6 separate regions of the Homo sapiens genome follow, and all the other regions are linked to region 5. A link is a loop called in an ENCODE intact Hi-C map of the cell type or tissue named here. Cell type or tissue: B cell. All regions are shown on one strand. Region 1 overlaps UBE2D2 (ubiquitin conjugating enzyme E2 D2). Region 2 holds the start of LOC124901084 (a long non-coding RNA gene). Region 3 has its middle 14 kb from the start of CXXC5. Region 4 has its middle 40 kb from the start of CXXC5-AS1. Region 5 has its middle 20 kb from the start of PSD2-AS1. Region 6 holds the start of LOC124901085 (a long non-coding RNA gene).

What was found. A loop is a pair of places that touch in the nucleus more often than their neighbours do. Peaks named below come from ENCODE experiments on the same cell type or tissue, not always from the same donor. Only the 100,000 strongest peaks of a DNase experiment are listed, where the experiment ranks them.
Region 1: a loop joins it to region 5, with 13 times the contacts of the local background. A loop is called at or near these places in 11 of 110 quality-filtered maps.
Region 2: a loop joins it to region 5, with 8 times the contacts of the local background. A loop is called at or near these places in 3 of 110 quality-filtered maps.
Region 3: it touches region 5 in a loop (25-fold over the local background); 110 of 110 quality-filtered maps call a loop at or near these places.
Region 4: a loop joins it to region 5, with 10 times the contacts of the local background. A loop is called at or near these places in 56 of 110 quality-filtered maps.
Region 6: it touches region 5 in a loop (6-fold over the local background); 37 of 110 quality-filtered maps call a loop at or near these places.

The regions. Positions count from the first base shown.
Region 1 is chr5:139,573,023-139,578,022 of GRCh38, reverse strand. The region is part of intron 1 of UBE2D2 (ubiquitin conjugating enzyme E2 D2); the gene reads right to left. Among named protein-coding and RNA genes, the nearest start is that of UBE2D2, 14 kb to the right of the region's middle. RefSeq lists enhancers at 422-471, 2,146-2,275. In B cell, CTCF peaks have their summits at 2,582 and 2,781 (motif pointing left); a DNase peak (open chromatin) is centred at 2,792; H3K27ac peaks cover 3,504 bases.
Region 2 is chr5:139,668,621-139,673,620 of GRCh38, reverse strand. All of the region lies in intron 1 of CXXC5 (CXXC finger protein 5), which reads right to left. It overlaps LOC124901084 (a long non-coding RNA gene), which reads left to right and starts at 4,846. Exons shown (of 2, transcript XR_007058962.1): 1 at 4,846-4,933. RefSeq lists enhancers at 3,068-3,147, 3,158-3,307. In B cell, CTCF peaks have their summits at 2,600 and 2,802 (motif pointing left); DNase peaks (open chromatin) are centred at 1,850, 3,030 and 4,890; H3K4me3 peaks cover 3,413 bases; H3K27ac peaks cover 5,000 bases.
Region 3 is chr5:139,631,470-139,636,469 of GRCh38, reverse strand. No RefSeq gene overlaps it. Among named protein-coding and RNA genes, the nearest start is that of CXXC5, 14 kb to the left of the region's middle. RefSeq lists a silencer at 1-172, a cis regulatory region at 1-817 and an enhancer at 2,852-3,146. In B cell, CTCF peaks have their summits at 435, 637, 2,782 and 2,982 (motif pointing left); DNase peaks (open chromatin) are centred at 89, 509, 1,610, 2,989 and 2 weaker places; H3K4me3 peaks cover 915 bases; H3K27ac peaks cover 3,978 bases.
Region 4 is chr5:139,687,325-139,692,324 of GRCh38, reverse strand. No RefSeq gene overlaps it. Among named protein-coding and RNA genes, the nearest start is that of CXXC5-AS1, 40 kb to the right of the region's middle. RefSeq lists a silencer at 2,343-2,452. In B cell, a CTCF peak has its summit at 2,094; DNase peaks (open chromatin) are centred at 2,104, 3,084, 3,378 and 3,784; H3K4me3 peaks cover 433 bases; H3K27ac peaks cover 2,411 bases.
Region 5 is chr5:139,763,299-139,768,298 of GRCh38, reverse strand. It overlaps a transcript of PSD2 not described here. Among named protein-coding and RNA genes, the nearest start is that of PSD2-AS1, 20 kb to the right of the region's middle. RefSeq lists enhancers at 4,002-4,665, 4,666-5,000. In B cell, CTCF peaks have their summits at 2,428 (motif pointing right) and 2,631 (motif pointing left); DNase peaks (open chromatin) are centred at 2,598 and 3,868; H3K4me3 peaks cover 548 bases; H3K27me3 peaks cover 1,427 bases.
Region 6 is chr5:139,708,872-139,713,871 of GRCh38, reverse strand. LOC124901085 (a long non-coding RNA gene) reads right to left here and starts at 3,970. Exons shown (of 2, transcript XR_007058963.1): 1 at 3,898-3,970. RefSeq lists silencers at 2,398-2,477, 2,968-3,067, 3,788-4,157 and enhancers at 3,348-3,397, 3,642-4,632. In B cell, no CTCF peak of the experiment used is centred here; DNase peaks (open chromatin) are centred at 1,891, 2,411, 3,101, 4,911 and 1 weaker place; H3K4me3 peaks cover 2,945 bases; H3K27ac peaks cover 1,639 bases; H3K27me3 peaks cover 504 bases.

The DNA of each region.
Region 1 (5,000 bases), 190 kb after region 5:
TAGGCTTCAAAGGAAACACTGAAATGCGAGGAAAAGGGCTTCCTTCCTGGCATTTGCGCAAGGATCTCCTCCACCAGCTGAATCCCTCCTTAGTAACTACATAGCAAACCAGAAACCTAAAGAACTTATTTGCTGGGTTACTGACACCCTCTTCTGTAACACTAATCACACATGTACCGCAGTACGAAGCTTGAGAAAATGTGGTGGTGGGGGGAGATGAATGCTAGTATCATTAACTTGGTGTGTTTCTGTGCTACTTAATATAGGTGGATAGTGGAGACCTTAAAGAGATGCCAACTGGCTGGCCAGGAGCCAGTGCAGTGGCTCATGCCTGTAATCCCAGCACTTTGGGAGGCCAAGGCAGGTAGATCACCTGAGGTCAGGAGTTCGAGACCAGCCTGACCAATATAATGAAACCCCATCTTTACTAAAAATACAATAATTAGCCAGACGTGGTGGCATGCACCTGTAATCCTAGCTACTCGAGAGGATGTGAGAGGAGAATTGCTTGAACCCGGGAGGCGGAGATTGCAGTGAGCCGAGATCACCCCATTGCACTCCAGCCTGGGCAACAAGAGTGAAACTCCCATCTCAAAAAAAAAAAAAAAAAAAAAAAAAGAGAGATGCTAACTGGCATCCTGTTTTCTACTATACTCTGTAAAACTATGATCACCCAAAAGAACCTGCATGAACTATTTTTAGTAAGAAGCATACAGGTAAGTTTCAGTACTCTGATGTTTTGAAATACAATATGTAAAAACTGTTAACCTAAAACTGTAAATCCTTGAAACTTAAAAGTAATACTTTTCATGGACTTTACTCTTTCAAAGCACAGGTGGTTAAGTTTCTGTTTTACAAATTCTCCAACACTAACCTAGAGTGTTCAAAATGATGAGTCTGACCACGGTTACCACCGTCTTCCTACAGACAGACAATCTCTATAAGATGGGTAGATCAATAGTCACATAAACTGTTAAATTTTACTATGCTACAAGACTGGCTCTCTATTTGCAAAATTCATATGAATAACATAAGAGCAAAAAAAAAAAAAAAAATTCAAGTTAAAAAAAAAAAAAAAAGGCCAGATCCAAGTTTCAAGCCTGGGAGTATATTTCAGAACAATTATTCAAAACACCAACTGACAGAGATTTTTGTGGCTCCCTTGAACATTCCAGCCTCCAAAACTAGACATGAGAGACTATTAACAAAAATGTGAACAGGTACATCTAAAGAAATGTCTTTTTAAAATTACATTTTATGTAAGCTTAGAGATGGGAGCACCTTTGTTGACAATGAAAGCACCCGAGATGGCATTTAATCAAGTATCATCTACTACAGTAATAAAAAGAATTTACTGGCTGGGCGCAGTGGCTCATACCTGTAATCCCAGCACTTTGGAAGGCTGAGGCGGGCAGATCACGAGGTCAGGAGATTGAGACCATCCTGGCTAACAACGTGAAACCCCATCTCTACTAAAAAACAAAAAATTTGCCGGGCGTGGTGGCACGTGTCTGTAGTCCGTCTCAAAAAAAAAAATCATCTTTGGGTTACGTGGATGGGCAAGTTTAATGACAAGTGGCCATATAAGACACAAAAGAGAAGACACACACAGAGAAGGTGATACAAAGATGGAGGCAGATGCTGGAGTGATGTAGCCACAAACCAAAGGAGCCAAGGAATGCTGACATCCACCAAAGTTGGAAGAGGCAAGGAAGGATTCTCCCCTAGAACATCCAGAGTATGGACCTGAAGACAGACTGACTTTAGACTGCTGGCCTCCAGAACTGTGAGAGAATATAGTTCTGTTACTTTAAGCCACCCGGTTTGTGGTAATTTATTATGGCAACCCTAGGAAACTAATACAGATGGTATAAATATGTAAACATTTAATCTAAAGAAAATCACGCACTCCATTAGTGTGCTATTATTTTAAGAAATCTAAAACTCCTACCATTGAGGCTTTTGTAAAAATCAACTTTGATTTCAAGGCTTGTCTTGTTTTGAGTCAGGATCTCGCTCTGTCACCTAGGCTGGAGTGCAGTGCAGATTATAGCTCACTGCCGCCTTGAACTCTGGGCCTCAAGAGATCCTCCTCTTCCACCTCAGTCTTCCCAGTAGCTATGACTACAGGCGTGTGCCACCAAACCTGGCTAAGTTTTGCAGTTTTTGTAGAGAAGGGGTCTTGCTGAATTGCTCAGGCTGGTCTCCCAGCCAAGTGATTCTCCCACCTTGGCCTCCCAAAGCACTGAGATTATAGGCATGAGCCACTGTACCCAGCTAATTTCAAAGTTTTTCCCTGACATAAGCCCTTAAGAATTTAGCAAAGCAATTCTATCACTTATATTGGCATGATGCATTACAGGTGGTGGGGTTAGTGCTCAAAGGATAGCAGCAGACACTTCTATAATAAGATGTTTAAGAGAATTGATTTCACAATTCTAGACCTACAAAAATATCACATGTATTAAAAACATATTAAGGTGACAGTATTTTGAAGTTTGCTGAAGAATACTGGGATTCAATCCCTTTTTTAGTTTAGAAATATTATAAGACTTCATTCTTTTCACATTCAGGTTTTTCTTTTTTTGCTTGGGGTGACGATGAAGTAAAAGTGAAACATATATTTAACACTGACACCTAAGATTTTGAGATTATACCAATTCCGTAGGTCAACATTATTGGCATGTTAAGACACCATGATAATATTTAAAAACTTAAAAAAAGAAAAGTCCACCAAATCTAAGAAGCCCCTTTCCTCTGTAATGTCCCTCTAGTGCCCTCTATTGACAAAGCCCAACATGTTGTTCACTGCAAAGGTGAAAGAGTCCAGCTCTTCACCAGCTGAAATACATACTTCAGAAGTTATTTAGTCAAAGCAGAGCAAGTACGGGAGGGTGAACTTGGAGCCAACTAATAAACTGCTAAGTGGCAGGGTTGTTTCACTATTTGTTCCTTTTTATTGGTGGGTAATGCTCCATCCAGTATATGGATTTTCTACATTTTGTTTACATATTCAGCTAATGATGGATATCTGAGTTGTTTCTAAGTATCGGGTACTGTGAATAAAACTGCCAAGCACATTTGTAAAAAATAACAACAAAATTATCTTTTATGTAGTCCAAAATGCTAAACCCTCTTCTATCTAATCTTCCCCACAGGCTTGCAGGGTACAATTCCCATTCTACAGACAAGGAAGCTGAGGCTCAGGAAAATTCGCAAAGTGACTTGCCTAAGGCCACAAATGCTCCAAAATTCCACCTTTTCTTTTCTTTTTTTTTTTTTTTTTTGCCACCCCACCTGATATTGGCATTCACTGAATGTTGTTGGCAAACACAGAATACCATGCTTTAGGTACTAGGAATACGAAGAATAAGACAAGAACTTTGCCCAGGAGAGTTCAGTCTAAATAGGGGAATAATCAATCATGTCTACACACTAAGAAACGATTCTACAGTTGAACTCTGACTGCCTGTATGCCTCATGCATGCTTCCTAGAGAAGCCATTTCTGCTGGGTCCCCAAGTATGAATAAAGAATTTAGGAGGTAGGGGATGGGGTGAGAAGAGATTCTCTGTATAAGCAAAGGCACTGAACAAAGACCGGAGAACATGATTCTAGGAAGGACCAACTACAAGCGTTACAACTACAGCAGCATTCCCCAGGAGATACTAATTACTAATATGTATTATAGTAATAAAGACAGTAATATTTTTCTTCTAAATTTTACTTTTTTTTTTTTTTTTGAGACAGAGTTTCACTCTCGTTGCCCAGGCTGGAGTGCAGTGTGCAATCTCAGCTCACTGCAACCTCCGCCTCCCAGGTTCAAGCAATTCTCCTGACTCAGCCTCCTGAGTGGCTGGGATTACAGGCCCCCACCACCACGCCATAGCACTCCAGCCTGGGCAACAAGAACGAAACTTCGTCTCAAAAAAAAAAAAGAGAGAAGTTATTTAATCGAAGCTTATTATATATTAAATATTTCAAGTGTACTCATTCCCAATTGACTTATATCTAGGAGAGAGACATTTTTTATTATTTATTTATTTATTTATTTAGAGACAGTCTCGCTCTGTCGCCCAGGCTGGAGCGCAGTGGCGTGATCTCAGCTCACTGCAAGCTCCGCTTCCCGAGTTCAAGCCATTCTCCTGCCTCAGCCTCTCAAGTAGCTGGGATTACAGGCACCCGCCACCACACCTGGCTAATTTTTTTTGTATTTTTAGTGGAGATGGGGTTTCCCCGTGTTAGCCAGGATGGTCTCGATCTCTTGACCTCGTGATTCGCCCGCCTCAGCCTCCCAAAGTGCTGGGATTACAAGCTTGAGCCACTGCGCCCGGCCGAGAAAGACATTTTAAATGGAAAGCAGAGTCCTTTGATTCCTAAGCCCAAGTAGTCGTATTATTTCAAAATAAACACAAGCAAAGAACAGGCATTTTTCAGAAAAATTAGGGTGACCTATCCATGATGGGATAATTAATAATGTCAGCAGCAGCCTAACTGCAAAATATGCAGTCTGTATTCTTTCTTTTGCTACAATGTATCTGTTGGAAACAAATTTTCATATTATACTGCAATGAAAACAATATACAGTAAGACATTTAAAGGAGTACCTGATGAGGATGACTTTTATTATGTAAGAAAAATACTATTCTTAAAACTGATAGCAAAATAAGAATGACAGATGTTTCATCTTGATAGTACTTTTTTTTTTTTCTTTTTTTTTTTGAGATGGAGTTTCGCTCTGTCGTCCAGGCTGGAGTACAGTGGTGCGATCTCGGCTCACTGCAAGTTCCGCCTCCCAGGTTCACGCCATTGTCCTGCCTCAGCCTCCTGAGTAGCTGGGACTACAGGTGCCCACCACCACGTCTGGCTAATTTTTTTGTATTTTTAGTGGAGATGGGGTTTCACCATGTTAGCCAGGATGGTCTCGATCTCCTGACCTCATGATCTGCCCGTCTCGGCCTCCCAAAGAGCTGGGATTACAGGCATGAGCCACCGCGCCCA
Region 2 (5,000 bases), 95 kb after region 5:
ATCCACCCACCTCAGCCTCCCAAAGTGCTGGGGTTACAGGCGTGAGCCACCGCACCCAGCCAGGCTCTGTTCTGTTTTACGGTGCTCCCCAAAACAGCTGGAGGAGGGGATCAGCCCATTCATGCACAGCAACACTGAGGCCCCGGGCAGGGAGTAAGCTCTGACCTGGGGCTCTAGGGACTGAGATGCCTGGGATGCCTCTGATAAAGACAGGCCCTTTCCTCAATAGGCACCTCCCTCAGGCCAGGTTCCTTTCCTGGAAGAGTCAAAGGTTCAGGAAGACCCTTCCCCATTTTTTGACCTTGGGAAAAAACTGGCCTCTGAGACAGTTTTCCCATCTGTCACCTGGGACCATAGCTAACAAGTATGGGGCTCTTCCTATGTGCCACACTGTCCATGCTTTATCTCATGTTATCCTCATACCCAATCTCTGAAGGAAGTCCTATTATTGCCCCATTTAGAGCAGGCAATTTGCTTAAGCAGGTGTAATGACGCCTTGTCTATCTGGGATCCCCTGAATCTTGTAGTAAACATTTCCCAATGTGGTGATCTCTGAGCTGACACCAATCAGAAATCAGGCCCACGTACCCCCTCAGGACCTCCCTACTGATGGGCCTCACCATGGGACAAGCCAGGGAAGGCTAGTCCAGGGATGCACGAGTCAAGAAATCAGAGATGGCGCACTGTCCTTCTGGGGCTCCTGTGTGGGGTGTGTTTGTGTGTCTGGGGTTGGGGGAGGCATATGTGCCTAGGACTGGCTAGGGAACTGGAGGCCTGAGGCCTAGGTTTGTGGCTCCACCCTGTCCCTCCCTGACTGGTGACTTTGACCAAGCTCTTTCCGCCACTAAGCCTCAGTTTCCCATTTGTAAAATGGAAAGGAATGGCTCTTGCTTCTCACCCCAAACTACTGCAGAAGTCACGATCCCAGGGCATATCATGGGGAAGGAGGTAGAGATACAGAGGGGAAAAAAAGGATTCCAGACAGCGATCCCCTCCACCCTCCAGACCTCAGGAGGAAGGCCCCAGAGGCCGAGATCAGTCACTGATATGATCTGCAGATAGGAAACTGATTTGAGAGAAGGGTTTTGAGCAGGACGCAGGGCTGAGACTGAACCGTAGAAGAGGTGAGACCTATCGTGGCAAGGAGCATCCAGTCCCTTCCACTCTTAAGTTCCCCAGAGGACATTAAAATAAACAGCAGGCCCTGGCCTGTACAGGCTCACGCCTGTAATCCCAGCACTTTGGGAAGCCGAGGCAGGTGGATCACCTGAGGTCGGGAGTTCGAGAACAGCCTGACCAACATGGAGAAACCCTGTCTTTACTAATAATACAAAAATTAGCCGAGCGTGGTGGTGCATGCCTGTAATCCCAGCTACTCGGGAGGCTGAGGCAGGAGAATTGCCTGAACCTGGGAGGCAGAGGTTGCAGTGAGCCAAGATCACGCCATTGCACTCCAGCCTGGGCAACAAGAGCAAAACTCCATCTCAAAACAATAAATAAACAAACAAACAAATAAATAAAAAAAAATAAACAGCAGGTCCTAATAATGCACACTCACTGTCCACCAGGCACTGTGCTAAGCATTTCACATGCATTTTCTCACCGGATTCTACTACAATTATTATTATCCTCATTTTACAGATGAGGCAACTGAGGCTCAGGGACATAAAGCCACCTGCCTAAGGTCACAAGGTCAGTAAGTGGCAGAGCCAGGATTTAAACCCAGGTCTGTGTGACTCCAGGGCCTGGTGCTCCAACCCTGGCTGAGGGTTCCACAGCACATGGAGGGAAGGAAGACTTCAGCTAAAGGGTGAGGTCCAGTTCAGCTCTCGGCTTGGGGAAATCCCCTAGGTTTCCCTTGGGTCCTGGAGGGTGGCTCTCAGGGCCCTGTTGCAGAGAAGTCTGCAGCTGTACCCCAAGGCCCTGGAAAAGATGGGGAAGGGGCTGCGGGTGGGCCAGACGGGGCAGGCTGGGCCAGAGCTCCGGGCATTCCGCAGCCTCCGCAGGAAGCAGAACGGGACGGAAACCGGCTCCGGCCTCCTCCCCCAGAATCCTGTGGGCAGCCCAGCCGGCCGCACAGAGGCCCTCTTTGTGCCTGCCCCAACCCGCCACCCGCGGCTGGCCCAGGGTTTTGAGTTTCCTGGGGGGTGGGGGCCCAGCCACTGCTAAGCCTCCATCTAGCTCCTCTCCCGGGGGCAGTCACAGCAGTCCACAGCTGGAGGAGGAAGAGAGGGGATGGCCAGGGCCACTCTAGAGACCCTGGGGGCCTGGAGTCTGCCCACACCCCATTCCTCCAACATTTACACACCCAAATCAGGGGCTGGAGGTGGGAGGAGGGACCCAGAGACAGAGCTGAGGTCACCCCCCAGAGTCTGCCTCTGCCAGCAGCCACCAAGCCCATCATGACACACCTGGAACCCCCCGCCCCATCCCACGCCATCCTGGCGCTCTTGGGCCTAAAGTGGTGTACACAGTGAGGTTGGGCAGGGGCCGGGCAGTCCTTGTCAAACCATTTCCCACTCTCCGAGGCTCCCTGGACACAGGGCTCAGCAAGCTGAGGCCTCAAGCTCACTTCCCAGTATTTCGGGGGACAAAAGCCCCTCGGGTGGCATAACTACCCAAGGATGCTGGGCACCTGGGAGCGGGCTCAGGGGGCTGGAGTGTGTATGGTGACGAGAGCAATGCATACAGTGTGTTTTCGCGTGTCTACCTGGGAGGTGTGCTGCACAACTGTGTGTGTGTCCAGTGGACTGTGAATGTGCCCGGTTGAGTGTGTAGTCTCAAGATGTCGCCCTCTACAGACCACAGCATTAAAGCATATATGGGGATCATGTAGCAGTGCTGGGGGAGATCTTTGACTCTGTGACCTCCCTGAGGGTAAAGTGGAGGCATGTGTGTGCGACCCAAGTCTGTGAATGTACATGGATGTCCAAGTGCACGTGTGTGCGAATAGGGTGGTTTACGTGGTGAGAGGATGTTTGTGGAGTCTTCTGGTCTGTACGTGTCAACACATCTTTGCCGCATGAATGCCAGTGTGTGTATGTCCGCATGCACTGTGAGTTGTGTCAGGAGCTCTGGGCTGTATGAGTCTGGGGCCCTACTGGGACGGGGATGGTGTAGACAGGAACTGGTGCCAGCTGCTAGGGCCCCTATGGAAACAGGAAGCTGCCCACAGGTGCACCTGGGCTGTGGTGGGGGCTGGTTCCATCCAGGTTCAGTTTGTGCCTCTGAGAAACCAACCCAGGGTTCCACTAGCTGAGAATCTGTCCCAGCTCTAAGGGGGACACCTGTCTTGTCTGCTGTTCAAGGTCCAACAGCTCTGGCCAGTGTCTACCCGCCTGCCTGGCCTGAGCGTGGAAAAAACTGGAAAACAAAAGCCCCCAGACCGCAGGCCCTCCCTGCAGAGGCGTGGGGGAGGCAGGCGAGAGGCGGGAGGCTGAGGAGGAGGGAGGGAGGTGTCGCCGCAGCCCCGGAACACAAAAATAATGAGGCGAGAGGGGCCATGGGGCCGAGCCGGCTGGTTCCGGAGTCGCTATCTGACCTTGACAGATGCCACAGCTGGGCGCCTGGAGAGGAGCCGCCGCCACAGTGCTGCAGAACCCCCCCAGCACCTCCCCCAGGCCAGGGTCGATGGAGGCTCAGGCTGGCCCCAGCCACAGGCAGCCACCCCATGAGGCGGGAGCCAGAAGACCTCGGAGCACCTCCCAGTAGGGTGGATGGGGATGGGGTTGGGGGGTCTGGAGGCAAGGGAGTGGGAGCAGGGCCACTGCAGGGCACAGGAGGCAGCAGTGGGGTCTCCTGAGGGTGCCCCCGCCCTCAGGTAAGGCTACATGTGTGAGAAGCACGCAGAGCCTGCCATTGTGTGTGTGTGTGTAGCTTGGCTGTGGGGCTGAGTGTGTGTGTAGAAGGGAAGTAAAGCGTGAGTATGGGTGTGACAAAAATTGTACTTGTGTGCCTGTGTCCTTGGGGTCACACAAGGCTGGGAAGACAGGCTAATGTCCATGAAATGAGTGTGGCCACATCACTTGGTGTGGGCACCGATCACTCCCCAAACTCATTTAAAGCCATAGCTGTCCTGGCAGGTGTGAGCCATGCTGGGTCTAGGGGTAGGGTGGGAGACAAAGAGAGCCACAAGTCTTGTCACTTGCAGATGGCGGAGGGGCGCCCCTCCGGCCCTTCCTGACCTACCCTCTCTCCCGCTATGGCGGTTGTCCCAAGCACTCAGTGATGGGCACGGGGCTGGGCACCGCCACTCTAGGGACATCAGCCAGGGGCTGGGGTGTGAGTTGCAGGAGGGGATGCAGGGCTGGAGGGGGATTAGCAATTCCGAGCACTGGCTGCATAATTAAAAAATCATTACGGCAGGCGGGCAGAGCTGAGTGTGAGCTCACGCTTAGAGCGGGCGGGGACACTGCCATGGCGCTCCCCCTCCCACTGCTTCCCCGAGGAAAAATCCCACCTGCTAATATAATTATGGAAAAACACAAGCACAGAAATTTGGTTTCAGCAAACAACGTGCCTCAGTGCCCAGGGCCTGCCTGGCCCTCAGCACAGCGAGCAGGCTGGCCACTGGCATCCAGGGCTCATGGCAGTAAGGCAGGCCCTGCTAGGTCCAGACATTACCTCCACCCCCTCAGCAACCCCCCAAGAGAGGAGACTGGGAGGGGTATACAAAGCCCAGCTCCCTAAATCCCAAATTCAGGAGAAAATGGGCTGGTGCTGATGGTTTACAAACGGGGAAACCGAGGCTAAGGACTCTACATAAGGTCACTGTGTTTGTGGCAAAGCCAAGAGGAACTGGATCCGTGCTCAGTGCAACACCTCAGGGCTCAACATCCCCTCCCGACTCCCCCTATCAGTCATCCCCCAGCCTTCTCCGCTCCGCCTGGGATAAGCATATCTCTCCCGAGACTGAAGAGAGCCTCCAAGCCAGGTACCCCGGCATGGCCCAGAGCCTACTCAGACCTGCACGCCACGATGGGGTTCAGGGATAGGGCGTC
Region 3 (5,000 bases), 130 kb after region 5:
CACCCACAGAGAGGCCACATTCTCACTTCCCCCAGTATACAACCACACCCACCCCAGAATCCCCTCCACAGGGGGAGCAGGCTGTGCTCATGCAGCTGAAAGCTCTGGCTCAGAGACCTTGGTGGGGAAACCACCCCTAATCTCTCACCAGGTGCAACCCAACTAGTGTGCACTGCTACTGGCCCCATTTCCTGCCACTCTCAGAAAGCTGTAGAACACAAAGCACTTCCCTCCTAAAGGTCACCCACCTAGTTACAAAGGGACCCAGAGCCTCCCAAATAAACTCCTTAAGGACTATCCCTTGTCAGTCCCCCTTTCCATTTCTCCATTTCCCCCTAGAGAAGCTGAAGCACCAGTTTCAGTCCCCAGAAAGGCTCTCCCCATTCCAAATCCAAAGCAGGAAACAGGGCTGGCCCCAGAGCTCAGCAATCTCCCCACTCCCATTCCCAGTGGTGCATGTGTGTGGGAACAGGGCCAAGATTCATCAGTCCTTCAGCACACCCTTAAAGGCCACTCCTGTGGTTCCAGTGCAAGGCCAGCTGGGCTGTAGCCCTCACTTCCTCAGTTCAGGCCTGGGCCCACCCAAGGGCTTCCAGGAAATCTCTTGTAGCCAGGGAGCTCCCCCTAAAGGTCCTGTCTAGAATGACTCCCCACATTCCCTAGTTTTGCCTGGCTGTGTGACCTTTGTTAATTCCCCAACCTCTCTGTGCCCAGATCCCAAGTCCTGCCCACAGATCCAAGACACCCTTCAACCCCCTCACAGAGGCTCTCTTTGACTAGGGAGAGAGGTGTGGGCCTGTGACCTAGAATGTGGAGAGGAAAGATGCTGGCTGTAGGTGCCACAATCACCCAGTCATTTATCCCTCTCCCTTCCCCTTCAAACAGAGCTGGGAAACAGCTGGGGGAGATCTGGCCTCCTTCCACAGCATACCCCTCCTCCGTGGCTGGAGGCAAATCCTCCCCCAACCCCAGGCTTTTATTCACCAGGCAGGACAACTGGATTCCCTTTTGTCCCCCAAGGTAAGGGGAAGGACAGACAGACACTGGGCAAGGACACACAGTCTGGCTAGCCATGGCCATTATTCTGCCTGCTCACCCTGTTTGTGGGCACACTCTTGCAGGCCTTAACAAGTGGGCATGTGAGCCATAGGCTGCAAAAGGGCCCAGCCAGTCTTCCCCAGGTCCCTGGATGTCCCAGGAGCTAGCCCAGCTCAAAGGAGGGCAAACCTCTAGCATGTACAGGAATCCAAGAAAGATGTCTCACTGTCCAGGCCTACCTCCCTGAACCATAAGCACCCACGGTCACAACCCTTTAATTTGATAAGGTCATTTTCCACCAAGCATTGCCTATGGGTCAGGCTGGTGACCAAGTGCCCGTTTTCTAGATGAGAAAATCAAAGCAAAAGACAGATAAGTTTATTGCCCAACTGAAAACCCATGGTCTTGTGATTCAAACCCAGATCTGATCCTGTTCTTCAAAGGCTACAGAGCCTTCGTGTTTATGCATCACACCCTGATGCATAAACACTAAGGAGTGTACATGCTCACAATTCTCACTCTCAAGCTCCTGAACACATGTGCAGTCCCCTTCTGCACACACACATACAGGCTGGCCTAAGCTCTCCCATGCCTGGGGCCTGTCAGCCACATTCTCCATGGCTCCCTCCTTCTAACAGGGACAGGGACAGGCAGGGAATCTAAATTCCCGGGTTTCCGCCCTGACCCTGACCCCACTCCTTTCCCACTCAGAGAACACATACCTCCTGCTACAGCCAGAAAACCAGCCCCAGAGGGAGGCCTGGGGGAGAATAAGCAATTCTGGGGGCCAACTGCCTAAGCTCCAGTTATTTGCCTGGGTTTGACATAATAGGAAGTCAGCAGCTTTCCCTGCAGGTAGCTCCCACCCTCTAGCGAGGCTAGACCCAAGGCTTCCCTCCTTATTCCAGAAACTTTCTTAGTTGAGATTCCTTTGGATCCAGCAAAATCCCTCACATGATTAGGCACTACAGCAGGACTCGTGGAGCTCTCAATACACCGTTCTCCTTAGAGTCTATCAGTAGGCAAAAGCTTAGGTTCTAGGTACCAACAGCACCCAGGCAGCTTTCCCCATCTAGGGGCAGTGGTAGCTAATTCTCACAGCCCTGCCTGGGGCTCCCAAATAAACTCCTTGACCTGGGAATTTAGATTCCCTGCCTGCCCCTGTCCCTGTTAGAAGGAGGGAGCCATGGAGAATGTGGCTGACAGGCCCCAGGCATGGGGGGCTCAGCCACTTGGTGGGCTCAGCAAATCTGGAACATTTGCATATCCAGATGGCCAAGCCTTGAATTTCAAAGATTTCCCCATGAAGAGGCAGCTGGCTTCCGGGTGGTGGCCCTGGACGCTCACACCTGTTGGGCTGGAAGACTGAGGAGACCAGGGCCCCAAAATACAAGATAAACTTGAAACAGACAAGAACATTTCCCAGGCCCTATCACTAGCCCCCAACTCTGCTCCTTCTGTCCCCAGGCCTCCATCTTCAAGGTCTAAGGAGCCATGTGCTGGTTGCCCAGGGTAGGTGGGCAGGCAAGTGATAATGGACTGCTGCCTCTGTGACCTGCTAGAAATATGGGATCTCCTTGTTCACATGCAGCAATAGACAGATCTTTTCCTGCATGTAACCTGGAGCTAGGTGGGCAGAGGTCCTAACCTGGAGCCTGGTTCACCTATTCACACACAGAGACATGGCTGCCATAGCAACGGGGAGGGCAGAGGGGAGCTGGCAGCTTGACACTTCCAGTAGGCTTTGGGCTGAAATACAAGTCACTAACCTTTTCCTTCACTGTAAGGCTGAGAACCTGACTGAACTTGGCACTGGCCCATCTGATTCTGGATATACCACGCACAAAGCTTAAGTCCGAAAGAATCTCCCCACTCCAACAAAAGCCCCTCTCAGGTTGTGCCCATGCAGATTCACTGACCACACGCCTCACGGTTGTCACAGCTATGGGTCACCACTGCCCTCTGCTGGCCACTCAAGGCACTAGCATCCACTCAGACACCAAAGCCATCATCTCACTCCCCACATAAGCAAACACACTTCAGTCATCACCTCCATCTGTGGGCACTGAAATGCAACTCCATTCAGCCGTCCTCTGAGCCAGGGGGCTGACAGGAGACAGGAAGAACAGGGACCACCTCAGGGACACAATGTATTAAGGAAGAAATCACAAAGGAATTCTGCTCCCTCCAATATACATCTGAAACTTCAAAAGGAAGTGCCCCCCGCCCTTTTTTTTTTTTTTTGAGTCAGAGTTTCTCTCTTGTTGCCCAGGCTGGATGCAATGGCGCGATCTCGGATCTCGGTTCACTGCAACCTCCACATCCCCGGTTCAAGAGATTTTCCTGCCTCAGCCTCCCAAGTATCTGGGATTACAGGCATGCACCACCACGCCTGGCTAATTTTGTATTTTTAGTAGAGACGGGGTTTCTCCATGTTGCTCAGGCTGGTCTTGAACTCCTGACCTCAGGTGATCCACCTACCTCGGCCTCCCAAAGTGCTGGGATTACAGGCGTGAGCCACCACGCCTGGCTGGAACTGCCTTTTTATGAAGCTTGGAGGTTGAATCCAGGAAACAGTACCTGCCCTATAACTTGTTATGCACCAGAGCCTCCCCAACTTGCCTTGTTTCCTCCAAAGGAGGACTAAGCTGAGGTCACTTGGAACCATCCTTCCAAAAAGCTCACCTTCTCTGGCAAGTTTGGGAAAGCCTTGGTTTCCCTTGTTCCTTCTGTCACTCTGCAGCAGGTGACTGAAAGTCTCAGGTGCCCTCTCAAACGAGGCCAGCTCCCCTCGACTCTCTGTGCAACACATGACAGGTAGCCACACCTTCCAAGATGGCAGTGATGCTGGCTAGGAGGAGAAACTGCCCACAACGACCAAATCAGTATTGCCCCTTAATCAGATGGGAAAAGCTCCAGACAACTGTCACCACATAGGTAGCTTAGCATTTGCCAACTACCTCAAACATGGAACACTTCTCTTACCCAAGATGGTGCTGGCTCTGCGTCCCAAATGTCAGATTGTATTTGTGGGTTGTTTCTAGAAACCTCCAAGTCAGAGGGCCCAGGAGCTTTGGAGCTTCTAAAGCAATCTCATTTTCTATGGAGAACTTTAAACCCAAGGAAAGCTGGCAATTTGAAGACTAGGTTTTAACTCAAAAAACCAAACCCTCCCCACTCACATTTTCCAGAGGCTCTAAAGTTTAGGGAAGGGTGACATCTTTTTAAGATTTAAGATTTTTAAGTACCAAAAAGGAAGTTTAAACAGAATTGAGAACAAGTGGCTCAGGGCAGGGAGAGGTGTGCCTGGGAAAATGGCAGTTGTCACTCCTCGCATCCTTAGAAGTTGGGAAAGGAACATGGTACATTCACCAAGGCTGCTGCTGCTCTTTCCTGTACAGCAGTCACAGGAGGCCTGGGCTGGACACTCAATGGCCTCTTCTTGGCTTTTCCAAATGGGATCAACCATTTGCTTTCAGAGTACAATGTTGGGCAATCAGGCTCCTCAGCTCTGGAAAAAACCATTCTACCAATAACAACTTACACAGGACGTTAAGAACAAACACACAAACCACCACTCAATCAAGGAAAACTATTAAGCTGCTGTCTTGGCACTAAGGTATTCATATAGTTTTACATCTGCTAAGAGGCAGATTACGCTGTGTCTCTGATCAGATAAAGATCCACAAATAGTTTAATTTAATGAAAAGTGACTGCTCATCACAAAAATGTCTGCCTTTGCCTTACCCAGACCAGGAGTAGACATAGAAAGAGCAAAGCTGGTTGGTGATTGTATTATACATTCAGCCAGAGGACAAAGGCCTTAAAGGCTTACTTAGTCCTAACCATTGAGCTTTTCTCCTTACATTGACTAAGGTAAAATATGCCAGCAATGAAGGAATTGCTTCATGAATAGTAACCCTGACAATGTGATCCCGTCTCATTTCCCTATTTCTAAGCCC
Region 4 (5,000 bases), 76 kb after region 5:
ATGAGCCACCGTGCCCGGCCCAGCCCTCCACTTTTTAACATGGGATATGTTTTGGTTCCTCTGGAAGGAGATATGTCAGGAATCAGCCTCCAGCTGACTTCCTACCTCAGTCTCAGGGCCCCAGAGTGGGGTTGGGAAGTTGCCCCACATACCCAGATTGACTAAAGGCTTCACTCCAGATACATGTTAGCCCCTCCAAAGCCTAAAGGCCAAAGGTTCCAGAACCATCATTGGCTCCCACTGTCCCCAAGACAAAATATACCCATTTGCCTTGGATCTTGAGATTGGCCCATCGTTCCCTGGGCTCTCTCCAGTGTGGTCTCCTCACTGCCCCAGAAGTACCAGTCTCCAAGCCTCCTAGATAGGCAGCATGGTACTTCGAGGCTCAGCTTCACTCACCTCCTCCAAGAAGCCTTCTTGGCTCTTCCCATGCATTCAAATCTCTTGCCTACCAAGGGGTACAAGGCTAGAGAGCTCACAGGGACCTCACACAGGATTTCTCATTCCACCTTCATAGGATATCTGAAAAGCAATGTTACTTGCTGATGAGTAAACTAAGGCCCAGAAAGGAAAGCCTTTGTAGGTCACATAGCCTGTGAATGTCCACTTGGTGCCTGGCTCCAGAACCCCTTTTCTCTTGGAACTTCTTGGGGCCTCCTCTTGGCACTCGCCAGCCTGTGGCCCTGCAGCTGGGCTCCCCAAGCTCAGACCTAACAGTTCTTTCCCCAGCCCCTCATATACAACAGGCCAACCCATGTCCTCCTCCAATTCATCCATTGATTCAACATTATTGAGCATTTGGCATTTGCCAGGCAGACAAGCCCCTCCCTCCAGGAGTGCTCCTTCTAGTTCAGAAGATCAGCAAGTGAACAGGTGAGTTCACCCAGTGTGACCCCAGCAGGATTGTGATGGGAGCACTTAGGGCAGTGGGTGCGTAGAAGAGGGTACTCCAGCTCTCACTTACAGAGTCAAGGCCAACTCTGACCTTAGAAGTCTTCTGTGCAAAACAGCTCAGCCTCTCTTAGGTCCCACCTGCCTGGGGAACCTTATTCTCATGTCTAAGCTCAATTCCACTTGCTGCAACCCCTCAAAGACTTTCTAAGTGAGTGACTGGCTGACAAAGGCCAGTTCCCAGGTACTGACCCCAGTGCTTTATCACCCAGTAGCCTCATCTGTATCTGCCCACTCACTCTGTATCTCTCTCCACCATCTCCACAAGCCCCCCAGGACAGTTCAAGAGGGCTGGCTGGATAGCAGGTCCAGAGCCATCGGATCCATCACACATCTCTTTGAGTCCCCCAAATAAATACAGCAGGTCCAGGGACCTCTTTCAGTGGCCCCCACCTCTAGCTCTATGTTAGGGAACTGGCAGTCTCGGGGAGCCATGGGAGCGGGGCCAGTGGGGACAGCAAGAAGTAGGCAGGGAGGCAAGGGTCAGAGCCTCCCCCATTGCAGGGCTGCTGAGCCAGGCCAGAAACTGGGGGAGGGAATGAGACCACGGGATTGCTGCTCGGTCCTTAGGGTCCCTGAGGGCCAGCAAAATGGAAGAGAAGGAAACTCAGCTCCCAGAATCCTCCCACGAGTTGGACTGGGGGCCATGAGGGCTGCGGGAGGCAGAGCAGACTCCTGACATTCGACCCAGCACCCCTCCTCGAGGTGGGGGCCCGGAGCTCTGGGCGCCCTCGTGATGAGGCCGGCTGCAGGGTGATTAATCTTGCCAGGCCTGTGCGTCAGACCCCCCACCCCCAAGCCTCCCATGGCCAACCCCGCCCGCGCTGCCCTGGGAGTTAATCTCCGCTCTGGGGGACTTCTCAGCCGCTGTCACTGCTGCATTAATTCTGAGGCAGAGGGAGGCAGGAAGGAGGGAACACAGTTGGGGCGTGGTGGATAGCTTCCTTGGGAGGGTTTTGTGATTAAGTGGCTGGTGAGGAGGGGTCCCAAAGGATGGGGCCTGGGTCCCCTTCAAGGCCCAGCCCTGGATGAGGGGTGGGGTCATCCCTATTTTTTCCCCCAGGCCATCAGAGCCCTTATATCCCTGGCCTCTAGCCCTCATCGTTCACCAGCTGAGCCCCAAATGCAGTTTGCAGTTTTGACAGCAGATGTCTCTGCTATTATGATTTATCAAAATGCTTAAGGTAAATAATGCACACATATTTATAGGAAAGGAGTAGGTGGTAGAAGGGGAGGGATTGACCAGGCTAAGGGGGCTTTGGGGCCTGAGAACTCAGAAGGCCCCTGCCACTGTCCTCAGCCCTCCCTACTCAGACCCAGGGTTGACCCCAGCCTGGCCCTGGGGAGATGGCTGGGTGACACCAAGCTAGCCCAGTCAGCAGCCCAGACCTGGCCCCCAGGAGGGCAGGGAGCGAGGCAGCCAGTGGCAGGACCTGTCTCGCGGGGCCCCGCCAGGCCTGGGAGGTGGCCACCTGGGGGAAGCGGCTGAGCCAGCCTCACACCTCAGCCGTGTTTCCATGGCTTCACTGCGTCCTCGCTCCTGAGGCTTCCGTCGCCTTATCAACGGCAGCGGCCACTGCTCGCCCTCACCCTTGCAGCCGCTCCCCAAGACTCCCAGCAGCTGCCTGTGGACCCACTGCTGCAGAGCCAAAACAGCCACAGGGGGTGCCCCTCCCGGGCAGGCCTCAAAGCTGGAAGAGGGGCTGGGAGCCTGGTGGGAAGACACCAGGGGGAGCGGTGGGCAGGAGCCTTTGTGGATTCAGGCTGTACCCACTTCGGGCCCCCGAAATACCCACGCCCTGTCATTGCAGGGGAGGGGGCGGTGATCCTAGGTTACCCCCTAATCCCCTATCCTCGCTCCATACTGTGCCCTTTGTTTCCAGACCTTTCTGGGCTTGAGAACATTTGGTTAAATAACTTAAATAAATGTATTAATAAATTCGGTATTCCAATTTGAATAGCAAAGGTAAAAAAAAAAAAACAAAAAACAAAAAGAAGTGCAGACAAGTTTAAGGAAGTAAGTAATACTCAACCCTAATCCCACATCTGGGCACGATCACAGGCAGCTTGTGGGATGGGGGAGGGGGTCCTTCCAGCCAAAGCCTGCAGCATGGCCAGGTGCTTAAGGGCTAGCTTCCGAAAGCAGACGAACCTGGTTGTGTGACCTTGTATGTCTCGCTACCTCTCTGAGCCTTAACTTTCTTATCTGTCAAATGGAGAGAACCGCCTAAAGCCCCCCTCATAGGTTGCTGTGAGTGTGTCAGTGCAATGGAATGGCCCAGTCCCTGGTGCACAGGCCACAGGCTCTATGCCTTGAAGCAGAAGGATCTTGTTTAAGGTCTCTAGCCAAGGGGTATGGAGGCTCCAGGGACTGGAGAAAGGAGGCTCTTTGTAGTAAGTTTCCCTTACCTGTGGACAGCTCCCCAGTTAGGCTGGAAATGCGTGAGAGAAAAATAATGTCCAGAAAGAGGAGAGAATGTGTTTCCTCAGCCCACAGATGTTTCCTACCCCTTCCATGTGTTGGGTGCCAGCGCTGCCCTTACTGAGCTGCAGACCATAGCCCTGAGGCCAGGTGATGTCACCAAGAATGACCAGTGTTGTGATGGGCTGGGGGTGGGGGGCGGGGGGCAAGGGACACTTGACCCAGCTTGCAAGGGACAAGAAAGCTCCGAAGGCGGGAGGAAGGCATCATACAGGTGGGAGATGGCAACAGGAAACGAAGCAGCATCTGACGAAGCACTGGGAGGCTGCGGTAGGCGGCCACCTGGACCCCTCAGCTGTGCCCCGAGAGTCCAGCCGCTTTGCACCCAGGCCTGGAGCCCTGGAGGACCCGGCTCACCTCCTCTGGGCCCGCCCTATCTTCACACCCTGCTGCTTGGAATCTGAGGCAGCCCTTGTTCTCCGGCAGGAGGGGAATTTAATGCCACTGAGAGATGGCAGGTCGACAGGCAGAAAGAGATGAAAGTGTCTGCACTGGCAGCCTGGCCGGCAGCCTCAGGGGACCCTCCTGCACCTCCACCACCCTCTCCAGCCATTCTCTACTCCTGCATGGCAGGAACAGCCCTCAAGGGAGATGTGGGCCTCTGGGGACAGGACTCCCTGCAGGGCTGTGTGACCCTAGGGGACAGCTGGGCCTCTCTGTGCCATGCCTGCAGGATGTTAGGGCCAAGGTCTGGGTTATTACCATGCTGGTGGCTGCCTGTCCCTCCCCTAACCCTGGCTGACTGTCTTCAGCAGTGGCTGGTCAGCCCAGGGCTGCGGGTGGGCGGGGGGGGGGCTTGGGGCCAGGCTGTGCAGTGACCTCCATCCATCCATCTCTGGCACCTGGGAGGCGGTGGGAGCCTGTGCTGCAATCAAGTCAGACCCAAGTGGCCTTGACTACAGCCGAGCCATGTAGCCATCGCTGCCTCCTTTTTTGTGGCAGTACAAAGCTGGGCTGAGCCTGGGAATGGTGGCTGGGGCCCCGAGCCAGAATCTGTGCCTGTTGGAGATGGCGTGGGTCTTGGCACTACTAACTGTGAGGTGACCTTTGGCTCTGCAAAGCACCCTGTCAAGCTCACCACCCCACAACCCCTGGCTATGTTGTCCTTCTTTCTTGGAACACAGAGAGGTAAGGGCACCTGGCCAAGGTCATCTAGCAAGGACACACACATACACACACACACGGCTTTGACACATGGTGACCAAGAAATAAGCAGGGACCCATGTGTCCAGACTCCCAGGCCCCCTTTCCATTCTTTTGGAGGTACCTGATTTTTCTCTCAAGGTAGCCAGGAGCCTGGGTTCTAATCAGGTCCCTGCTACCATCTTGCTCTTGCTATAGGGGAAGTCACATACCCTCTCTAGGCTTCAGTTTCTTACCAATAAAATGGGTAATAATTTCTGTCCTGATGACTTTTGGGGGCCAAAGAAGTAAACTTACTGGACAAACTGAAACCAACCCTGGGCCTCCAACCAGCCTTGGGCCAAGGGGAAGTACTCGTATAGACAGCCCAGCTCCTGGCCCACAATCACCCAGTACAGCCACAGGACCTATCCTTCTTCCTTCT
Region 5 (5,000 bases):
TGGAGTCCAGAGGTCCTCTTTTCTTGGCCTGTCTGGGAGAGAACTCTCTCCCAGCTGGGGCCTGTCCTATCCTTTCTCCCTCCTCTTCCTCCCCCTCCCCACTTCCTTCCTTCCTGCTGTAGGATATTCCCTTTGCAGGAAAGGTTCCAGGTTCCGGGGCAAGGCCCCCAGGTTCAGCTGCCCAGGCTGGGACACGTGCTACCTCCATCAACCAGCCCCTTTGCCCTCCCTGGCGGGGGGCCAGATATCTGAGCCAGGCCCAGGGGACAGGGGAGCACTGCACAGGGGACAGCTCAAGGTCTTCTTGTCCCTCTCTCTGCCTCCAGCCCTAGCTGAGGCAGAGGACTCTGGAACTCATCCTGGTGCCCTGGGGTCAGGCACTAGACCTGGTAGGGGCTTTGTCACTCTGCCTGTGAGCTGGTCATCACTGAGAGCCTCTGAGCAAGAGCCTTACCTCTGTCAAGCTGGTATATAACCTCTTGGATTGCATGTGCTGAATCACTTTGCACAGCACCTGGCACAAAGTGAGTGCTCAGTTAACATTATTAACAGCTCCAATCATTGTTATTATTCTCTCCAATATCATCCTCATCTGACTGAATCTTTACAGCTCTCCTGGGAAGTAGGTAGAGTTTTGATCCTCATTTTATAAATAAGAAAACTGATGCTTACAAAGACAGGAGGGGCCAGATGCCGTGTCTCACATCTGTAATCCCAGCACTCTGGGAGGCCGAGGTGGGCAGATCACTTGAGATCAGGAGTTCGAGACCAGCCTGGCCAACATGGGGAAACCCCGTCTCTACTAAAAATACAAAAATTAGCTGGGCATGGTGGTGCATGCCTGTAATCCCAGCTACTTGGGAGACTGAGGCATAAGAATCCCTTGAATCCGGGAGGTGGAGGTTGCAGTGATCTGAGATCGTGACATTGCACTCCAGCCTGGGCAATAGAGTGGGATTCTGTCTTTAAAAAATAAAAATAAAAGGAAGAAAGAAAGAAAGATGGTGGCTGGGTGCGGTGGCTCACGCCTGTAATCCCAGCACTTTGGGAGGCCGAGGCAGGCGGATCACGAGGTCAGGAGATCGAGACCATCCTGGCTAACACGGTGAAATCTGTCTCTACTAAAAATACAAAAAAAATTAGCTGGGCAAGGTGGCGGGTGCCTGTAGTCCCAGCTACTCGGGAGGCTGAGGCAGTAGAATGGTGTGAACCTGGGAGGCAGAGCTTGCAGTGAGCCGAGATTGTGCCACTGCACTCCAGCCTGGGTGACAGAGCGAGACTCTGAGAAAGAAAGAAAGAAGGAAAGAAAGAAAGAAAGAAAGAAAGAAAGAAAGAAAGAAAGAAAGAAAGAAAGAAAGAAAGAAAGAAGGGAAGGAAGGAAGGAAGGAAGGGAGGGAAAGAGGGAAAGAAGGAAAGAAAGAAAGAAAGAAAGAAAGAAAGAAAGAAAGAAAGAAAGAAAGAAAGAAAGAAGGAAGGGACTTGCCCAGACTCAAACCCAGGCCAGTCAGTGCTCTTTATCACCTTACTATCCTGATGCCTACCCCTCTATTCGCCCTAGAGCAATTCTTAACCTGCTGGGTGTCTCAGTTTCCCCAGCCAGGCAATGGCGAGGATGGAGGAGGCATCTCTAAGGACCTTTAAGTCTAAGGGAACTTATTAATCCATCGAGGTGGGGCTGCTGGAATGGGCACAAAATCACAGATCTAACCATGGAGGGTCCTACAGGCCAAGGTCACCTAAACTCAGGACAGACTGCAAGAGTCTAACCTGGGTCCCTTCTGCTCTAGCTCCATCCATTTCCCCCATACACAGAGGAGAGAAAACCCCATATTGTGGGACAGGGAGAGGGTGCCCCCCACCATTCCAGGACTGCTGAAGACTGAGAAACAGGCCCAGGCAGGTGAAAAGAAGGCTAGGCGCTGGTAGACGGGCAGAGGCAGAAACAGAGTCATCGAAGGGTAGGTCCATCAACAAGTATCCCATGAAAGGCTTAGGGCCAGATAGAACTGCCAGGCCTGGAAGGGAGGCCTCACCCTACTGCCACCAATCCTGTATCGCCCCCTTCTACAAACAGCACATCGAATCACAGCTCAGATTGTAGACTTCCTGAGTTCAGATCCATCTGTTAGTCCTTCATCTGTGGACTCAGCGATCCACCCCCACCACCATTCTGCTCCGCGGTCCCTCTCCCCAGGCCCTGGTTCCACACCTCCCTACCCAATGTTCTCCCTTCATCCAGACCCCAGGCTCTCTACCCAGCCACCACAGAGGGGCCTGGCTTGCCGTCACCCCATCGCCGCCAGCTTGAGGACAGGCCCAAAAAAGGAGGACAGGGAAAGAGAGAGGGAACGAACGCACCACCCCGGGCCAGAGCGGCGTCCTCTCATCGGCCTAGGAAGCTGTACTGCTCAGCAGCCACCAGAGGGCGCGCGCCCCTTCTCAGAGCCAAAGCCACGACGGCGGCGGTGGCGGCGGACCCGGAGGGGTTTGCAGAAGATGCGGGGCAGGGGTGCGGTCACTCCGGGAGGAACCCCCCCGGAACGCAGCCGCACCCTGGGCTCGGATTCAGCCCTTGTAAGAAGACGGCCTTGGATGCTGCCCCTCGACCCTCTCCCCAGCCGCGCCCCGCGCTTCGGTCTCCTGCTGACTACTCGCTCTCTCCCCCTCCTGGCCGCTGCGAGCACTGCGGCCCGGCGGAGCTTGGGCTTGGAGGGTGGGAGGTGGGCAAGGGGGCGAATGGGGATTTATCTGGAAATAATGTGGCAAGGGGCTGCATGGTGGGAATATACTGGGCAGAACGAGATTGTAGTGGTTAGCACTAGGTGAACAGAAGTACGAAGAGGTGGGGAACTACAGTGGATGTGCAGGGTACTGGGCCGATTAATAGGAGGGCACTGGGGGCCACCGGGCAGGTACTGGGGGCAGTGGGTGGTCCCTGGGGGCTATTTAAGTGGTACCAAGCCTAAACTGGAAAGAGGGCGCTGGGTGGTTTCCTGGTGGTAACGGGGGCCCTGAGTGCATGTTGGAAGTACCACTGCGTAGGCACTGGGGGTACTGAATAACAACTGGAGACATTGTGTGCTGGGAAGAACTGGAAGGCAGTGTGAAGATAGCGAGCAGAAGGGGCACTGAGTGGGAACCAGGGGTGGGAGGGTCACGGAACCCGCAGTGGGAAGTACTGAGTGGGTCTGGGGATATGGCACAACTGAGAGGGTGAGGGGGCGTTGGAAGGGTTCGTGGCAGGTACTGGGCATTATCTATGAGAAGTGGGGACATGGGTGGACATCGGGTGGGTCATGGAAGTCACTGGGGTCACACTGAAGCCCTGGAACAGTATGGCACTTCCCTGGCTGTGCCTCAGTGCCCCTCACAACAGCGCCACTTTCACAGCCAGGACTTAGATCAGAAATGTCCCTTCGCCAGTGAGGGTATCCTGCCCTGACCAGAACCTATTCCTGCTTTCCTGGCGGGTGTGGAGGGTGCTGCTCATAGACAGAGGACAGGCTCTATTATCTACCTCCCCCAGATGAGGTGGGAAGTAAAGGCAGGTCAGCCCCTTATCCCTAGAAAATAAGGAGCCCCCTGCTCAGCCCCTCCCATCAGGTTTCGGCCTCCTGGCCCAGCTTGCTGGCTGCTGGGCCGGGAGGGGCTGCCAGGCTCGGCCTCCTGCCCACTGCGGGGCGCCGGGGGAGGGCGGCGCGCGGCTCGAGATGCCGCGTTGCCATGGAGACGCTGCCGCATCCTGACTGCTCCTGGCAACGGGGTCCCGCAGCCAGGCAGGCGCTCGGCGGGGACCCCAGGGAGCGGGCGCGCCAGGCTGCCCACGGCGCCGCCAGACCCCCGGGACACGGATATGGCTCCCCCACCCACAGGCGCCCCTCACTCACACTCCCAGGGGCACACGGATGTACGTACGCGCCCCAGCTGCAGCAGCCCAGGCGGAACTGCAGCCCAAGCCCTCCCTGCAGCCCCCACTCATTAATTCAGCAAACATTTGCTTACGGTCTCAGTGCCAGGCGCGAGCTGGCCACTGCGGTTGTGGCGGCGACAAGTCACACGGGGACGCTGCACTGCCCCCCTCCCTCCCCATCTCGCAGCCCGCAGGGGAGGCAGACACAGAAACAGTGTGATCAATACTGTGACCCCAACAACAGCCACCCGCTGACTGTGTGCTCAGCCCTCCTCATGCAGGATCTTGCCTAAACTGTAAAACCCTTGGGAAGCACTGTGAGAACTCCTTTTCACAGATGGGGAAACTGAGGCACAGGAGAGCTCATCTATTCACCAGAGGCCATGTAGTCAGGGTGAGGCAGAGCTGGACTTCCCAATTGGATCTTGGTGACTTCCCCAGACTACCTTTGCTGGAGAATTTCCGAAGCACAGATGAGGGAGGACCCAACTCAGCTGGGGAGGCAGCAGAGAGAATTTCAGACTCAAGCTCGGGTCTTGGGAGAAAACGCAAGTCGACCAGGCATAGCAAGAGGCAGGAACACTAGGCTGAAAGAACAGCTGGTGCAAAGACCTGGAGAATGTAGACTGGCAGGCTGGGTGTGAGAGCAAAGGCAGAAGATGTGGTTAGGAAGCTGCTTGGAGGCCAATCCTGGAGGCTCGCTGTGCCAGGCCGAGGGGACTGGCCTCCATTCCGAGAGGAGCAGGGAAGGTGTGAGCAAGGGAGGGCATGCCTGACTATTGCTCTGGCAACCCTGGGGGTGAGGGGCTGGCCCAGGGCAGGTGAAGCTGGAGCTAGGAGACTAGAGCACAGGCCATGGTCATCATCCCAGCAAGGGACAAGTGGGCCCACTCGGCTTGAGTCCAGAGTGGAAGTAGGACACGGCCTTCTTGCCTTCCCCGGCAAAGATCCTTCTGCCTGATTGGGAACCCAGGGAATGACCCCAGAGCTAGATGCCTGACAAGGTGGGCACCCCAGGGGGAGCCAGGGCTTAAAGACAGTGAGCGCAGTGAATGAAAACATGCTTCAGAGTGACGTGAAGAACAACTGG
Region 6 (5,000 bases), 54 kb after region 5:
ACTCCAGCCTGGGTGACAGAGTGAGACTCTGTCTCAAAAAAAAAAAAAAAAGAAAAAGAAAAAGAAAAAGAAAAAAGAATGCTCCCATGCCAAGGCATCTGCCCCAGGATCCTCCCCAGTGCATAGTCTTGGTTTTCAGTTAGTCCTTCCTGTATTCTGAAACCAGCAGTCCCAAATATCCTGAATGAAACAGACATCAGCCCTAGATTCCAGGCACACATTAGTACTATGTCCTCACTCAGCTCCCCTCAACCTATCTTTCCAAAGAGGGAAGTGGGATTCCACATTCCAAAGGCTGCTCCAATTTGGGTGTCCTATTCCTGCACCCCACATGCTCAACATCACACTCCCTGTCCCCCACCACCCAGGGTTCAGGGGCCTAATTTACCCGGGCACTTGTACCACCATCACAGAACCTGATGCTTCATAGAGAAGTAAGGCTGGATATGGGTCTAGGAGAGGCAAGCCCTCAAGTACTAGCCAGGCCAGTGCCCAGTGGGCATCTGTAGCTCCAAGTGGCAGCTGTGAGGGGACACCCAAGGGTGAAAGAGACCTAAGGCACTGGGGCTTGGGGTAGGGAGTGGAGTCCCACAGATGAGACCACACCCAGGGGACTGACCCCTACCCCACTCTCACTCTTCCCTGCCCAGGACCTGGTAGACCCCTAAAGGACAAGACTTGGAGAACCAGAGACATCTGGGCCAGACTCTCCTCTACCCCAAAACTAAAGTCTGAACTACAAATCTGAGTTCCAATAGTTTTAATAGTGATGACAATGACGACAGAGGCTCACATATATCATGCAGTTACTAAGTACCTGGACCTACACTCAGCACTTTCCATGCACTGTCCCATAGAAGCCACACATTGTTTTGGTGGGGTTAGGGACCATCAGTGTTACCCCCATTTTACAATTGAGGAAACCAAGGCTCAGTTTGGGTCATCTGCCCTCCAGCATGCAGTCAATTAGTGGCAGAGCCAGGATTTAAGCTTGGTCCTCCTGAGTCCAGAACCCACACTCTCAACCACCAAGTTCCTACCTTACTGAGTGATCCCTCTCTCAATCTCCCATTGTTCAGTGACTTGCTAGACTCCATCACCTCCGATTTCTGTGGGACTCCCAATATGCCTCTCAGTGAGGGTGGCAGCCTTCCCTCGGGTCTCGTGAGGTGTGCAGATGACAGGACCACTCCAGACCCACTAAATCAGACTCTCCACACTGGCCTGCCCCCTCCTCCTCACATCTGCGTGCTCACAAGGGCAAGTGGTCTGCTGTGCACCAGGATTTGAGAATTCCTGGGGTGGTGGGATCCCTTGGCCAGAAAGAAGCTAGGAAAAGGTGAAATGCACACTCTCCCCCAAGCCCTTCTGGGGAAACTTCAGGTCAGAAGACTGAGGATGCCCTGAGGCCTGGCTACCATTCCTTCCTCATCAAATGGGCAACATTAATGGGGAGACGATCCATGAATTCCAGAGGTGTTGCCAATTATGGGGGTGGGGAAAACGAAATGAGTTCTGCCCAATCACCTCCCTGCTATCCCTGAGCCAGAGGGGCACAGATCCTCCCCTTTAATCCCTCCCCCGCCTCCCCCGACCCCCGCCAAACTTGAGTGGGGTGGGAGCAACCAGCACGGTTTAGGGGAGTGGGCCATGTCGGGCTAGAGCGACAGGAAGGTGGGAGCCCCTCGTAGACAAAGACTGACCCCAGCCAGGCCGGCTGGCCAGCCAGCCCATCCCCACCCCCCTGCGGCAGGCAGCTTGGCAGGGCTGAGCGCCAGCTCCTCGCTCCAAACCGAGTTCCCGCCGAGCGTGCTTAATGCAGCGGCAGTGACATTTCTGCCTTCAGAGGCAAAAACAGGAACCCGGCCATTTTGATGAACGGCGCCCAGAGCGCTGGCGGGAGACAAGGAGGGTCAGGTTCTGACTCCTGCACCCCCGGCTGCCCTAACCGGCTCACCCCTGCCAGGCCCAGGGATCAAGCCAGAGAGAGCGACACGAAACCAGGGTCACCAGACCGACAGGGAAGCTGCTATAGAACCCCCACCCTCTTGTATAGGTGAGGAAACTGAGGCCATAGCGCTGACACTAGCCAGATGCAGGGAAGGCAAACGGAAGGATTAAGAAAGCCCCAGAAGGATGCCTTGAGGAATGTCGGGTAGGAGCGCTCGTCTGAGGAGCTAGAAGGCTAACTCCAGCCCGCTACAATAGCCCACCCCAAAGGAGTCTGCACACCTGGAACCCACCCCTACGGCGCGCCCTCATGAGGGCGCTCCCAGCGCCTCTAACCCTCCAAGTAGCGAGAGGGTTAAGCTTCCTCGCAGTACTTGCCGCAGTAAGTGGAAAGGAAAGAAGTGTCAACTCTGTTCTCACCACAGCGGGGCTGTCGGATGGCACCTCCCCCCGCCCCGCGCACCCCGCCCGGCCTGCTCCCCCGCCCTCCCCTCGGAGCGCGCGCGCACACACCTCCCACCGCTTTGCCCAAATTATTTTCGATCCCGGGAGACTCCGGATGCCAGACGCGCTCGGCGGCGGCGGCGGCGGCGGCGGCCGCGCCTGATTCATTGCGCCAAAGCTGCAGATGCGACCTCCCGCCTGCGCCCGGTGCCCCGGCCCGCGCTGGGCTGCGCGCGCCTGGAGAGATGGGGGGCAATTTGTAGGCGCTTCCCCCCCACACAAAAGAGGCGGGTCCTGGCCCCCCGGGGCTCTGTCCCCCTGTCTCCAGCTCCCTGGGCTGCGCTAATTAGCTTCCTCAGGGGGCGCCACGCGGCGTGAGGGGCGGCAATTTCCCGGCTGGGCTGCGGGGGAAGCGCTCCCGCCGCCTGGGAAGGTGAAATGGGAAACTCGATTCAAAGAGAGCTTTCCTCCCCCCTCCCGCCAAGCGCCGTAGAAAACGGGTTTGAAATTCCTCCTCCTTTTTTTTTTTTTTTTTTATTTATAGTGCACGGTCTCCATGGCAACCGCGGAGGAGGTCACGGTAGCTGGGCCCCCGCGCGTCACCCCGCGCCTCGCCGGCTGCAGGCGCCGGGATTGCGGCCTCCCAGGCGCCGCGGCCCGCGTGGACTCAGCTCCGAGTTCTCCGCCCCCGCTCCGCCCTGCTCGCGGCTCAGGCCCCAGCCATATGACTCTGCCAGGTCCCAACCGCGAATGGCGCACCTGGGCACCAGTGCGCTAGGCTATACCTCTGTCCCCGGGCTCTAACACGCGGGACTGCACCACGAAACACGTGCCCAACCCCAAGACAAGAACACGTGCGGCAAGACGCCGCCAAGGGGCTCTCTGCATTCGTGGATGCCCTGGGTAATCGACCTATATTGGCGCACAACTGCAGAGCTCTTGCTAAGACGCGACCACCCGAGGCTAACAACGCTGGCTTTGGAGTCAGAGCCCAGCCCCGCCTCGATAACTTACTAGCTGTGTGACTTCGGCCAAGTCACCACCTCTCTGCGCCTCAGCTTCCTCATCAGCAAAATGGAATTGTTGTGAGGCCTAATTGATACAAAATACGTTCAACGCCTATCATGGTGTTTGGCACGTGGTTCTGAAAATCTGTGGTTGGAGTTATTTCTTCTTGGCTGTGAAAGCCAAGGCCCTAAAGACTTTGAATAGGGGCGCGCGCTTAGCCCGGAGGCTAGGAGTTCCGCCTCGGGAGCTCCCCAGCACCTCAGCCTAGGCGCACAGGCGGCTAGTGGGAGGCGCGTGCGGGCTGCTTAGGGACTGGGCCAGCCTGGGGCGCGGCGGGCGGGGTTGCAGTCTCCAGAGCTCGCCACGTCCGCACCCGGAACCCTGGAAACGGGGCTCCCAGAGGCTCCCCCGCTACCATCCCCCCGCCCCCCCACGCCCGTCCCAGCACCATTAGCAACAGGCCTGCCCGCCCGCCCTCCTAGGCTGAGGCCGCACCTGACCCACCGGATGGCGGCTTCTGGGCTGAGCCGTGCCCCCCAGCGTGCACACTTCCTCCCGGACCCCCAGCGCCCCGTCGAGTGCACAGAGGGAGGGGATCGGGCCGCCCCCGCCCCGCCAGCTTCCCACAGCCAGAGCTGCCCGGAGCCGGGGAGGCAGGAAGTCTCAGAGCCGGGGCGTGGAGGCGGGGTGGGGGCAGGAAGTTGGGGGTGACTCTCCCAGAGACCCCAGACAGGGCCCCGGCGTGGGAGCGGGGTGGGCGGGCACGTAGGGATTAAGGGCGCCCCCCTCCTCTGTAGCCTTAGGCCATGTGACCCCGGCTGGAACACCCTGCAGGGTGAGGGCGAAGGCCGCTACCTCTGGCGACCCCCAGCAGCGCGCACAGGGAGGGAGGGGCCGCCTTTGTCTACTTTGCCGCAGAGGCAGCCCCCCACAACCCCTCCCCTCAGCGCCCCGCCGGGCCCTGCACAGCCCGGGTTTTCCATCCGGCCCGGCTCGGCTCGGCAGCTGTCAGGGGACCGAGCTGACCTTCGCGAGCAGGGAGTTTCAATTAGCCGCAGATCAGATAAGCGGGCGGGCCAGTCTCTCCGGGCACCGCGGGGGCGCAGCCCCGCCCCCGCCACGCCGCGCCAAACGCGCTCCAGATGGGAACAAAGATGAGGACGCAGCTCCACCTGCCTCCCCGGGGAGGGGAAGAGGAGGCCCCGCCGGGAGGACCTTCCCACCAGGGGAAGAGGTCGCGCGCCCTACCCTGCCCTGCCCGTCTGGGATTCCAGGGTCATGGGTCTGGCCAAGATGATCTTTGCGGTTCTGCTTGCCTCCTGCACTGAGGAGAGGTGCCTGCTGCACTGACCTCATCCCCGGGCGGGCGCCGTGCCCTCCCTCTCCCGGAGGGAGCGTTTTGCCATCTCTGATCTCATCCAGAGCCTCCCTGGGAGGCTGAGAGAAGGCAGAGCCCAACAGAAAAAGGAAGCTGAGGCTGGGACTTCTTGATCCAGGTCACACCAACTACATATTGTTCAGATGTTTACTGAGTGCCTACTACGTGCTAGGCACTATTTAGACCATGGGAACACGAGAGCACAGTCTTGTCCCCAGCC